Regions from separate parts of the Mus musculus genome. Here regions 2 and 3 are each linked to region 1. Evidence: chromatin contacts called from ENCODE Hi-C or POLR2A ChIA-PET data. All regions are on one chromosome and are shown on one strand. Each heading gives the region's core, a stretch centred on a gene start or an enhancer-like site at or near the end of the contact. The rest is flanking DNA. Distances are from core to core; before and after follow the strand shown. Region 1 overlaps Fyn (Fyn proto-oncogene). Region 2 overlaps Fyn (Fyn proto-oncogene). Region 3 holds the start of Fyn (Fyn proto-oncogene).

Region 1 (4,010 bases), core at 1,043-3,542:
AGAGAAAAGAATAATTTAAAATGTTAATGAAGAAGCACCTTTTCCCATTATGAAAGAGCTGGACGTGCATTCAGCTGCTGCTTATGGAAAAAAGAAAAAGCAAATTTGATCGTGGGAAAACAGTGGAATAGCCCTCAGATATGCAGGTGACATAGCAGTTGTGGTAGTGGCCCACTTTGAGCTGTGAGTCTGGGAGGCCATGAGTCAACTATCAGAGCCCAGCCACTGCTGGAGCAAGCCCAGGATGCTCACTGGAGCAAACCCAGGATGCTCACTGATCAGAGCCCATCACCTGCTGGAGCAAGACCAGGATGCTCACTGGAGTTCCAAATATTTGGATTTCATTAGTTTTGACTACTAGCCAATGTAGTATCTTTTGCCTGTCTCTTTTTTTTGTAGTGACGAAGAGGTGATGATCGGGGTCTATTTTTATAGATTTTACTATATCAGAGTAAGATTGTTTAGAGGAAAAAAATAAAAAGCTTGGGAAATGATGACTTCAAACCGACAGAGCAAATGTGCTGTTCAGGAAAAAGGACTCATTATCTGTTGGGAATGCAACTTTTCTGATTTGTTGTCTCCATCTGACTCTGGGAGGTAAAATGCAATTCAGTGAGACTCTTACACTTGTTTCCATAAAAGTCTCGGCAGCCATCCTTACCCCTGAACTTTACCCCAGGAGCCCCATTCCTTCCCTATCAGTGCAGGTTTGAGGCAGCTCACAGCCGATTTCTGCTTCCTTTCCTGTCAGCCCGTCTCCTGACTGGGTTGCAGTCAGCAGTGTTGTTCACTAACCTGGAGGAAGCCCCGAGTTCAGGTGCTTCTCCCCACAGCCTTCCCGTATCCCAGTCGGCTACCTCTGCTGGCTTCTCTCCCACAGCCTTCCCGTGTCCCAGTCGGCTACCTCTGTTGGAGTCTTCCTGGTTCACCTGATACTTTGTACTGGTTCTCTTACCCTGTTTCCTGTGGCATTCAGAAAGACCTGCTAGCCCAGCCCTGTGCTCTAACCCACTTGTCTTTGTCTCTAACTGCCAAGCTTTGTAAGTGCTCCCCAGCATAAATGCCCCCCAGCGTCAGCCTTCCCTCACTTCAGTGGGTGCTCCCTAGCATTCGCTCCCAGTATCAGCCTCCCTTCACTTCAGTGGGTGCTCCCCAGCATCCTCCCCTAGCGTCAGCCTTCCCTCACTTCAGTGGGTGCTCCCCAGCATCCCCACACCCCAGTATCAGCCTCCCCTCACTTCAGTGGGTGCTCCCCAGCATCCCCACACCCCAGTATCAGCCTCCCCTCACTTCAGTGGGTCCTCCCCAGCATCCTCCCCTAGCGTCAGCCTCCCCTCACTTCAGTGGGTGCTCCCCAGCATCCTCCCCTAGCGTCAGCCTCCCCTCACCTTTTTGTGATCACCTTTCATGATCTTGTTTCAGTTCGGCATGGTCTCTGTGTCTGATGGAAATAAACTCATTGGAGGAAAATGAACTTGTGCTGCTCTGATTCCTGCTGTTCTACAGGTGCTGTGAACTATTCTGAAGAAGTCACAGACAACCTAGATCTAACAGAATATGTTTCTCTGAAAGTTTTAACTTGGAGTTGAAGATATTTCTCAGTGGTTACAGTACTCTCCTAGTACGTCCAAGGCTTTCAGTCAGTCTCCATGAATAACCAACCTACTGTGAAGTTTTGCTCCTCTCAGTGCCATATTAAGTGATATTCTTATACCATTGACCTTTTTCAAGATTCATCTGTGTACCATGATGAAATTAATTTATCTTACTGCTGTCTCCCATGGTATCCACTTTAAGATGTACCACAGTTTTTAAGTATCTTCTCCTGTCAGTGGGTATCTGGGTCATTTCTGTTTTTATTTTTTTATGTTTGTGCTATTTTCATCAGTGCTGCCGTGAGCATTGAGTGTGCATACTACAGCAGCTTCTCTGTGAGAGATCGCGAGGGTAGAGCTCCTGAGTCAGAGTGTGTGTGCACCCTCCACTCCACTGGATAAAACCAGATTGGTTTCCGAAGTGTGGGTCAACAATTGGCATGCCTATGAGGAAACAGTAACTTTGAAGAGGAGAGAGAAGTCTGGGGAGAAGGTGGAAAGCAGGGTTAGCTAAACATTGGACAGGAAAGGGACACCACTGGGCTGTGGTGAAGTAAGCTTCCTTTTGAAGAGTGGAGTAACCGTGGGATACTGAGGAAGAGTGAGGGGGTTTTAAGTTGTCACCAGGGAAACAGTAGCAAGTGACCTCATGGACAGGAGTCACATTACACTGAGGGAGCAGAGTCCGTCTTGCTTGCAGTGGGCATGCCCAGTCCTCTCCTCACCAGGTTCGAGCTGGCAGCACTTGTAGGCACTGCCTGGGGAGCATGTGCTGCCAGGCTCAGACAGGTCTGTTTCCAGGTCAGATGCATGGTGTCTTGGCCTCTAAGAAAATTTTCACAACAGCCACAGGAGCATGCAAATATTTGTCCAGTTACCTCCGTGCAGTCACAGTGGCCCCTTGTGCCAGCCATGCTCTGTGTCATTCCTATTCGGCACACTTACTTACACATTGCAGTCTCTTCTACTTCCTACCTGTACCTGATGAAAATTCAGAAGTTCCCAGGGGCTCCTCATTCACTTGACCAGAATGAGAAGAAATGTCTATGGCGTGAAGAATAGCAATGGCTCTGAGCTGTGACACAGTCCTTAGTGACTGACTGACCACTCTGAGTTTTAAAGGAGTATGCTTGCTTTTCAAAGAATTCCCGTTCTTCCAAATGTAGACGTGGGGACCGGTAGCTCCTTTGTTGCTGTTTCTGAATTGGAAAGTGGAGCAGTAAACCATTAAAAGCACGTGGTCTCTGGAGGCTGAGAAGGGCAGCTTTTTTTAACTTGTTATTTTTGGACCCTCTTCATTAATAATAACATTTGTCAGATACATTTGATTCCAGGCCAGCGAGATCACTGATGCTGAAACCTTCAAGATAAATATATCGTAGCTTTTCATTATGTGTTGACTAGTAGTATTGCGGGTTAGACACTTTTGAGGGTGATATTTCCAATTTGAGGAACATCCTGTTGTTCTGTAACTAACACTTGTACACTGCCAAAAAGGTGGGAAAGAACCCTAATGTCCCATGCTTGAGTTTGCCTCGTGTAACCAACCTGCAAAGCCCCATGGGGTGCAGGTCAGTCTTGGTTAAAATGTGGAGTGCCCAAATTAATAAGTCAGCCGGACAGCTGTTTAGGTTGCTAAATAAGAAGAAAGTAGGAGAGAAAATCACTTGTGAAATACAAGCTTAATTTTGAAAGCAAAATTCCTATGCGGGAAAAGCCTACAGAAACCACACTGGAATGCTAATAGTTGTCTTTGGGATCTGAGATTATGGGATTTCCCATAATCTTGTTTGTGTTTGCTAATGTGACTATAGAGTTTTATAATAAAATTAATTAGAAGGGTAGGTGTAAGGGAAGTTGATCTGGATTTCAGTTGCTGCTCTCCCACTAACCAGCTGTTTGGCCATGGGTAAACATTTTTGCTTGGCACTGGCGCCTCAGGAACTAAAAAGATGTGTCATCTTCCCCATTCACAAGGCTGTTGTCAGTTGGCCTGCCAGAGCCCCCTCTCTCCACTCTGGGTCCCAGTTTCCCCTTCCCTGGTGATACTAGCCTCACCCAGTCCACACCCAGAAGCTATGAATGATGTCCTTCTGTCTGGTTTCTATTCTGTCCTGTTGTGGCATGGCTCTGATTACGCCCTCTTGGGACTTCACTGACAACTGATGATAATTTTAGAGAAATGATTGATGAGTAGGGAAGACTCCTTGGCTTTCTGTGATGTGGTGGTTTGGATAAGAATGGCCCTCATAGGCTCATGTATTTGGATGCATAGTCATGAAGAGGGCACTGTATGAAAGGATTAAAGGGATGAGCAGGTGTGGCCTTGCTGGAGGAAGTGGCTCTTGGGGTGTGCTCTGATGTTCCGAAAGCCCACACCAAGCTCAGAGTGTCTTTCTGCCTATGGATCAGGAT
Region 2 (4,010 bases), core at 795-3,294, 44 kb after region 1:
TTACATAAATGGGCAACTCAGAAACAATTCATGTTTGCTATAAAAAACAGTATTTGCTTTGTTTTCTCACTCTATCTGCTGCCTGAGGTGATTTCACAACTGGGCAGAAAGATAGGATTATGGCACTAATCCTAATGAGTTCATCTTAATGAGTTAGAGGCTCAGAGTCAACCCCACACTAGACAGTCAACTCACTGTTCTAGTGACAATCCCAAATGAGTGGGGTACCCTTGATTTATAGGTTTCATTGTAGTAATAATAAAGATATGAACTTATGTTGGTAATGGTATTGCTGGGACGTTGCTTTGGTGGTGGCAATTGCACCCCCTAGGCTCAGCTACCCATTTGCCTACAGTCCATGCCTCAGTGCCCATGAGCCCCCAATCTAATTTCAGAGCCACAATCTCAGGAATCTACACTTAGCCTCTTAGGAGCCAAGAATGAACTCTTGGCTGGTTCTGGGATGCCTTGCACACAGTGAACCTCTGCCCTGCCCGTGCTTTCCTTGCACACAAGTGAGCCTCTGCAGTGTCTTCCTAGTGCTCAAAATAAAAGGAGCAGCCAGCTTTTGAAGTTTGACTTTGACATTCCCTTAGTCTGTGTTTGGTCAGTACTTCCTTCCTGCTGGCCTAGTACCTCCTATGCTGTTCTCCACTCTGTCTTCCTCATCTTCATCTTCCTCTTCCCCTTCCTCCCCTTCCTCCCCTTCCTCCCCCTCCTCCCTTTGCTGTTTGCTTCTACTCCAGCAAATCATAAAACCACAGCCTTGCTTGAGGCCATATAGCTTTCTGGAGGGAAAGCAGAATTGGCAGGCGGGGCTAGCCCATAGGTCAGTGAGGCCTTCCCAGAGTACCCTGTTAGTCAGCCCCCGACTCCACCCAAAAGGAGGAGGGAAGTCTGCAGTCACTCAGAGTGGGTATGGTTCACTAGCAAACCGTCCTGGCTCTGGCGGTGGGTGAAGCTTTGTTTGTATGGTGCTTGTTCAGTGTGTCAGTGGACCACTCAGAGCTCTCATCTTTGGACCATTTGGCTATAGGTCTTCAGAGAATATTGTGCTGAGGAGGTGGAGTTGGGGCTGAGTTTTAAATCTCTTGTTACTGTGCTCAAAAGATGCCAGCTCTACACATGACAGCAGTAGCCACAGGGGAGTGGAGAAGGCAGGGAAGGGCTCACCACCTCTCTCAGACCTTATTCTTTGCTTGTGTTCAACCTTATAAATAATAGGTACTTGGGTTGGTTTTTTGTTTTGTTTTGTTTTGTTTTTTATTCACTGATTTTGTTTTATCTTGAGACAGGGTCTAGCAATGTGTAGCCCAAGCTGGCATCATCTTGTAATCCTCCTGCCTTAGCCTCCCAGGTTTTGAGATTACAGGTGTGTGTCATCATACCTGGTAGTCATGGACTTTCTAATAGTGTCATTGATTCAACAGTCCGGGATGGACGTGACTCAGTGACCGTGTGGGACAGAGTCTGGTTTCTGGCTGGCAGCTTCGTAACCCCCATTCCTTGTCGGTATTTTTGGAGAGCATTCCACTATATGACAAACTGATCAACCCCTTGCAACGTTCATTGAGACCCAGTCATTTATTCAGCCAGTCAACAAATATTTTTGAGTGCTCACTGCATAGTAGGCTCCCTGGAGAGACTGTTGTGCGTGTGTGCACGAGTGTTGACATAGCAGCCAAAGCGCTGGGTTAGCAGCCTGGCTAAAATGCCCATCTCTGCTGCCCTCTGCTTAGAAGGCCTCTCACAAGCTTCTTAGCCACAGTAAAACATTTCTCACTTTTGAAGTATGGGTCTAGGCTATAAATCCTTCCCAGATGACAGGTTGTAGTTGGGACCTAAGCAGCCTGTGCCCTAAATATTCATATATACAGTAAGGCGGGAGAGAAGCCAGAGACAGGAAGTAGCAGGAGCTCCCGTGAGACACTCTCTTAGTCCCATGCCAGGATCTGCACAAGCACTGGGACACAGCAGTGACCAAGGAGAGGTCCTGCCTTCCAGCTGAAGGTAGCGGATGAGGCGCAAGCCAGAATGGCAGCAGGGCAGCTTGAATTGATGGCACAGGATGCTGCTGGGACTGGGGAAATTGGAAGTAGGGAAGCGGGCAGGGAAGGGAAAGCAGAAAGGGTCTGAGAGGTGGGCAGCTGCGGCAGAAGCTGTGAGGGAGGCAGATAGCAGCGTCTCACTGCCTGACAGAAGACTCGTTCTCAGCAGGCCACCACAACAGACACAGAATCAGGTAAATCCCAGCATAGGCCTCTCCCCAATGGGGCTGACAAGCAAGGAAACACCAGAGTTGTCTGTGGGACACTCCCGACCTCCACAACTATACACAACTCCTACATGGGAATCAAAATGACACTGAAGCCACATGTGGCTCTGTGTAATGGCCAGTCTGCTTGCTTTCCTCAGAAATCTGGGTCTTTACTGAGACCCAGCAACATGTGAAAGGGTATAAATGCCTGCAGAGGATACAGCCCTCAGATCTTTTCCAGACCAGGGAGCCCACCCACCCACCCACCCACCCACCCACCCACCCACCCACCTACCGGATCCCACAAGTAATTGGAGCAGATCCAGAAGCCCCAAGCTCTTCCTTATTTACCCTTCAGTAATTACATACCTTCCCTATTGGAGGCTGGGGCTGAGCAGTTAGTCTCCTATTGTCTTTACAGGAAATGACATCCATGTGACTTCTCAGGAAGGCAACCAGTGGCCACTCTGGTTAAGATAATTTGGGAAGTGCTCAGCATATCCGCTAGCAGATTGAGTCCAGCTGAGTTGGAAGCTTCTGGAAATGCAGACACGAGACGGTCACCGTAACCAGGGCACTGCTGGGTCAGTTCCCTGAACAGAATGAAGCTCTGCAGAGTTGGACTCCTCAGAAAGGGGCGTGACCAGGGCCTTGCCACTCTCTCTCATTTATAACCTTACTCAGGATTGAGAGCTCCTCCACTCACGGAGACCTAAGCAGTGAGGAGTGCATGGGAACTCAGAGGTGCTGGGCTCATCTACACTGAGCTTGCTTCCCTGTGCTCTCCCTAGCTCCAGGACCAGCAGCATGCATCCCCAGGCTACAGCAGCAGAGCTGTGAACGTCCCAGGCATATCACTCACACACACACACACACACACACACACACACACACACACACACAAACACACACACACACACACACACACACACACACACCGGACAAAAGAGATCCTCCCAGAAGAGCAGGAAGCTCCCAGTAAGTAAACTCTTCTGTCTCGTTGGCTTATGTTGACCTGTAAGTTTATTGTTGACTCGGTCACTGGCAAGAGTCTGGGGGTCTCCACCCTGAGTATACACAGAGTATTCACAGCAGTCACCTGGGAAAGCTTGGTTTGACAACTCCTGTGAAAGGTCCTGTCAGTGGGCTAGTGTCCTGCAAAGCCCTAAACCATCCTGATGGCTCCCCTTCAGGGACTGTTGCCCTGCTCTTAAGGCACGGTGGCTGGGGAAGTGTATGCGAGGGCTCCCTTAGGAAGAAGAAATTGAGCATAACCCTGCATTGATGAGAACCATCCCTGTTCATAGTGTGTTCAGATGTCATGCACAGCCTTGGTGTTCCCTAGAAACAGAGAGTACAAAGGGGGCTATGCACTGTTGTGTGGGAGTGCCCACAAAATCAGCATTACTCCTTCACGACTGCACAAAGATGCAGAAGACAAACCACTCTTTGTTATGCGTTAGTTGTTTCTACTGGTAACTAAAAGCATATATCCAAATCCTAATGAGATGGCGATAAATGTGCTGTAGTATAAAAGAGTTATGTGCTAGGTCCAGCGCTCGTTCCTACAGTAGATAAATAGCTCAGCCTTGGGAGTTACTGGAGAGGAAGAACACACTGCCACATGGCCTGAGAGTCACTTGACATGATGTTAGATGTGGAAAATGCTGCCAGTGGTAAATTTCTGCCCAAACAGTTGGTCACTGTGCCCTGGTTACTGATGCTCATTGGAGGAAATCATTAGGCTTTCTTC
Region 3 (4,010 bases), core at 455-2,954, 37 kb before region 1:
GGTAGGCTGAGGACACTGTTTAAGTCAAATCTACTTTGATGACCTTTGGGAGCAGATCAAAATGGGAAATAATGCTAACATCTTTCCAGGGCTTTCTCACTTGTTCACAACATCAGCAAATCTTCTTGTGGAGACAGAATCCCTTTAAAGCTATCCGGAGGAAGAGTTGTGGGGTTTTCCTGTTTTTTTGTTTTTATTTATTTTTTTCAAAAGTAAGTAAAGAGAAAAAAACAGAACAGAGTCTTGCTGGGAGTTGGTTAATTTGTCATTTAATCATTTTGCCTCTTATTGGTCCACTAATTACGTGAAGAAGCTATTATGCTGCAGATGCCAAAAATGAGACTCCTCTCAAAGAAATTATTAACAATGGAGTGACTTAGTACCATCTGCTCCAGGTTTCAGGAAGAGATCGGACATGGAATTCCTCAGTGTCACCTTCTCTTGTCCTCAGTTTCCTCGTCCATCACATGAGGATCATTTACTGAATAGCAGCAAATTTCTCAAAAGAGCACTGCGGAAAAGACAAAGAAAAAAAAGTCAGCAAAAGAGACTGGTATTTTTAAACTACAGGGGAAATGTACTGAGCAGGAAAGATAACACAGACCTTGAGCGCCTAAGGAAGCCAAGGCTGCTTCGCTTAAACTTACTTCTTAGAAGATTAGATTTGCTGAGGGGGAGGGATGAGTTTCTTACCAAAATCATTAAAGAAAATGATTCTGAACATGTCTTAAAACAGAGTTCTCAGTAAACAGGAATTGCCTATAAAGAAAATCAGGAAGGCAAAATGTTTCTTTTTATGAAGTTACATCCTGCCATAGAAAAGCTGAATCGGAAATAAAGACTGCAGACCAACCCGGCTATTATTTCGTCAAGGAAAATCTGAGCAAAAAGCTCAGCTCAGCCACCAGCGAAAACAAGAAAACCAAGAGAAGTTTGAATGCCCCAAGGAGCCAGACGAGCAATGGCCACTGGTAAACAGCTAGGGAAAAGCACAAGCAATCTCTACTGGGTGGTTTTGGGACTCTTTGTTGCAGGCCCCTTGAATTTCAGTCATACTTCTCTTTCACTTTTCCTGGGGTAGGTGTGGGGGGGGGGGCGGGGAGCATATTTGGGTACCCAAGAAAATGAGACTAACAAGTCATTAATTTCTTACTATTTGTTGTGCGTTTGCTGGTCCTAGCTTTCCCAGTTTCTGCAATGGTACTTCTCTACTTTGCTCCTCACTTCCCTAATTTGCCATCGCCATTCTTAACACCTTTCCATTTTATCCTCCCACTCTCAAAGGCGAGGCTATCTCTTTGGAGAAATAGGTTCCCATGGCTGTGAGGCTGGAGTGGCAGGTGCCAGTCTCCACTGGCAAAGTGGAAAGCAGCTCATTCCCTGCGCACTCTCCTGCCCACCTCACCAACTCGCAACTCCACACGATCCTCAGACACACAACTCTTCCTTCTCCGCCAACCTCGCATCCTCTCACACACCCTGTGGCCGTGCGCACCGCAGGCTGCCCGCCACCACTGTAAAGCTCAACCCACTCGGCGGCCCCACCCATGGCCGTCCCGCCTCCGACGCATTCACCAATGGCTGCCGGCGCTCAGCCCTCAGCGGGCCCTTTGATAGGGCAGAAAGACCTGACAGTCTCAGGGCGTGTCCCGCCCCCTCTCGAACCCCTCGGGATCCGGAGCAGCCCGAGCATCAGCGAGAGTAGCTGCGAGAAGCCGCGGCGGTGGCGGCGGCGCGTCGGTGCAGTTGCGCCATCTGTCAGGAGCGCAGCCGGCGGGGAGGGGGCTCCGCAGAGAGGAGGAGGGGTCGCCGTGCGCCGGGCCTCCGAGACCCGCCCGCTGGTCAAGAGCTCAGCGAGGCCGCCTCTAGCCGGAGCGTTTCGAGGACTCCCCGGGCACACACAAAGCCGCCACCCGCGCCAGGGAGGGACCGGGCTGCCGGGCCGGGGACACCGGCGCCGCCCCCTCGGCGCTTCGCGAGGCCCACGAGCTCCTGGGCCCCGCCGCGGAGCCGCGGGAGCCGCCTGGGCCGCGCCGGAGGAGGGCGGGGAGAGGACCATGTGAATGTGCTCCGGAGCTGAGCGCCAAGCCAAGCAGGTAAGCGACAGGGGATGCGCGGAGCCTCGGGATGCTGCGGAGACGCCCGGCCCAGCGCCCCCGCACGGGCTGCTCCCGCTGCGGTCCCGCCGCGCAGCCTCCAGGGCGCCCCGCGACGCAGGACACTGATGCGGGGTGCCGCCCCGAGGCTGCGCAGGCACCGGGGTGTCTTTCCTCGGCCGCCGGCGGGTGCCGGGTGGAAAATAGGAATTGGCTTGGGGGTGAGGTTGGCCCAGCTCCGCCCCCGCCCTCCTTTCGCGGCCCCCCGCGGGGACCAGGGCTGTGTGTGTTGTTTTAATGTCAGGGATGATGTAATCACTTAATAATTGATGCCCCGTGCTGCTTTCCTCCCCACCCAACCCCTGCCCCACTCCTCCACCTCTCGGCTTCCTCCCTCGGTGGCCCTTGCCGTTCCCCAGCGCATCCTCCTGCCTATTTCTGGAACCTCCCTTGCACTTCCCCCACCCTCCCCTTCACCCTTCCTGTGCTACCACCCACCCACCCTTCCCCTTTCCCCTGTGTCTGGCCTTGCCTCCTCTTCCTCTGTCCCCCCACCCCTTTTGCTCTCTCAAGCTTATTTCTCCTCCCTTCTCGACACGCTGGATTTCCTCCCTACTTCCCTAGGTCGGTAGACGGTTTTGTTTGGTCTCCTCTAGGCTCTCTTATCTTTGAGGCCACAGGGACTGACTGAGCTAGAAAGAGGCCACCAAGCTTGGGCCCAGGAGGCGTTTGCTGGGACTCACTGGGAGGAGGGATAATAAAATCACCCGTTTTGCCCCTCCTTCCTCTAATAAATCAGACTCATTCTGTGTGTGTGTGTGTGTGAGTGTGTGTGTGACACAAAGAGCCCTTTCAGTTCATAGAGGAGAGACACATAAAGTACCCAGGGCACCATGCTTCTTGTGTCTCATCCCTGGGGCGTCCCTTTCTTTCTGGTGAAGCAGTTGATCTCTTAGTCTTTTCTGCCACACTTACCAAAAAATGAAGGCTCCCGGATCCCGGGTGGCAGGTGCAGGCATTTAGCTGTGTTTACAGACTGGTAGCATTGAGTGGCAACTGCAGTTTTCTCTATTTAAGGTGGTGGTGGGGGGGATTATTTCAGCTGTTTTAGGAGTTGCTATACTTTCAAGGAACCTTCCCCTATCCCTCATTTCCCCCCTTTTCTTCTTGGGGGATAGTTACTGATACCTGAGACAGGATAAATTGATGAGGGATCAGAAGAATTTTGTGTCTGAGTCAGAATCAAACTGTTTAACACGAGTGAGGCAGCCTGACTGGATTCCCTAAAGTCCAAGGCCTCTTTGCTGAGTGAAGTCTTTTGAAATGTGCTCTGGTCTGCCCAGCAATGCTGCCTAGCCCTTTTATTTAAGAAACTGGGGCCATGGATAGCAAGCACTTGGGCTGGCGTTTGGAAGACCCTGGAGGTGTACCACTTGTCTGCTTCAAGGTTGACTTTGGAAGCTCACATCCGGCCTCTCACCCTTTGTGCTCAGTCTCCCTGTCTGGCTCTACCCAGTGAGTACCACACATTCAGACTTGGAGGAAGTGGTTTCAACTCTCACACTTTGGGTCTAGTTAATTATGAACAGGGGATGTAGATGTCTGAGTTCAGAACCTATGGTGTTCCTCTGAAGGTAGAAATGTTAATGTAAGTCTCAGGCTTAGTTTGTCAAAACTTAGGTCTGATCTGCTGATTCCTGGGTTGTGGGGTCTCAACTGTTGAAAGTAACGAAACTGTCCCAAGTTTACTCTTTAGCTGTTTTATCTGAAAAGAGTTGTGATCCATTAAGCTGACATCTTTTGTGGAACATATATATTTATACATATACACACACAGTAGAAGGGCTAATACTGAATGTTCTCTGAAAACAAAGGCTGGTTTGTTGGGATGCCAGACCCAGAAAGGAAAGTCAG

Evidence for each region. Hi-C counts contacts between places; a loop is a spot of excess contacts on that map. ChIA-PET counts read pairs that join two places held with the same protein, here RNA polymerase II (POLR2A).
Region 2: a loop to region 1 is called in a map of heart, with 1.8 times the contacts of the local background. The contact joins two enhancer-like sites. A Hi-C loop is called at or near these places in 3 of 37 maps with a recorded cell type or tissue (all heart). POLR2A ChIA-PET finds 5 or more read pairs at or near these places in 1 of 5 experiments (embryonic stem cell).
Region 3: a map of heart shows a loop between it and region 1 (3-fold over the local background). The contact joins the promoter of Fyn here to the enhancer-like site in region 1. A Hi-C loop is called at or near these places in 5 of 37 maps with a recorded cell type or tissue (T-helper 1 cell, heart and left cerebral cortex). POLR2A ChIA-PET finds 5 or more read pairs at or near these places in 2 of 5 experiments (Patski and embryonic stem cell).

The regions. Positions count from the first base shown.
Region 1 is chr10:39,404,124-39,408,133 of GRCm38, forward strand. The region is part of intron 2 of Fyn (Fyn proto-oncogene); the gene reads left to right. Among named protein-coding and RNA genes, the nearest start is that of Fyn, 36 kb to the left of the region's middle. Within about 2 kb of position 2,293, at least 1 of the 3 ENCODE cell types and tissues checked has a DNase peak (open chromatin) inside an H3K27ac peak, as active enhancers do; it is heart, where a contact is called at or near this core.
Region 2 is chr10:39,448,537-39,452,546 of GRCm38, forward strand. All of the region lies in intron 2 of Fyn (Fyn proto-oncogene), which reads left to right. Among named protein-coding and RNA genes, the nearest start is that of Fyn, 81 kb to the left of the region's middle. Within about 2 kb of position 2,045, at least 2 of the 3 ENCODE cell types and tissues checked have a DNase peak (open chromatin) inside an H3K27ac peak, as active enhancers do; they include heart, where a contact is called at or near this core.
Region 3 is chr10:39,368,095-39,372,104 of GRCm38, forward strand. It overlaps Fyn (Fyn proto-oncogene), which reads left to right and starts at 1,705. Exons shown (of 14, transcript NM_001122893.1): 1 at 1,705-2,096. It overlaps Gm31616 (predicted gene, 31616), which reads right to left and starts at 1,518. Exons shown (of 2, transcript NR_168583.1): 1 at 1,401-1,518; 2 at 1-511.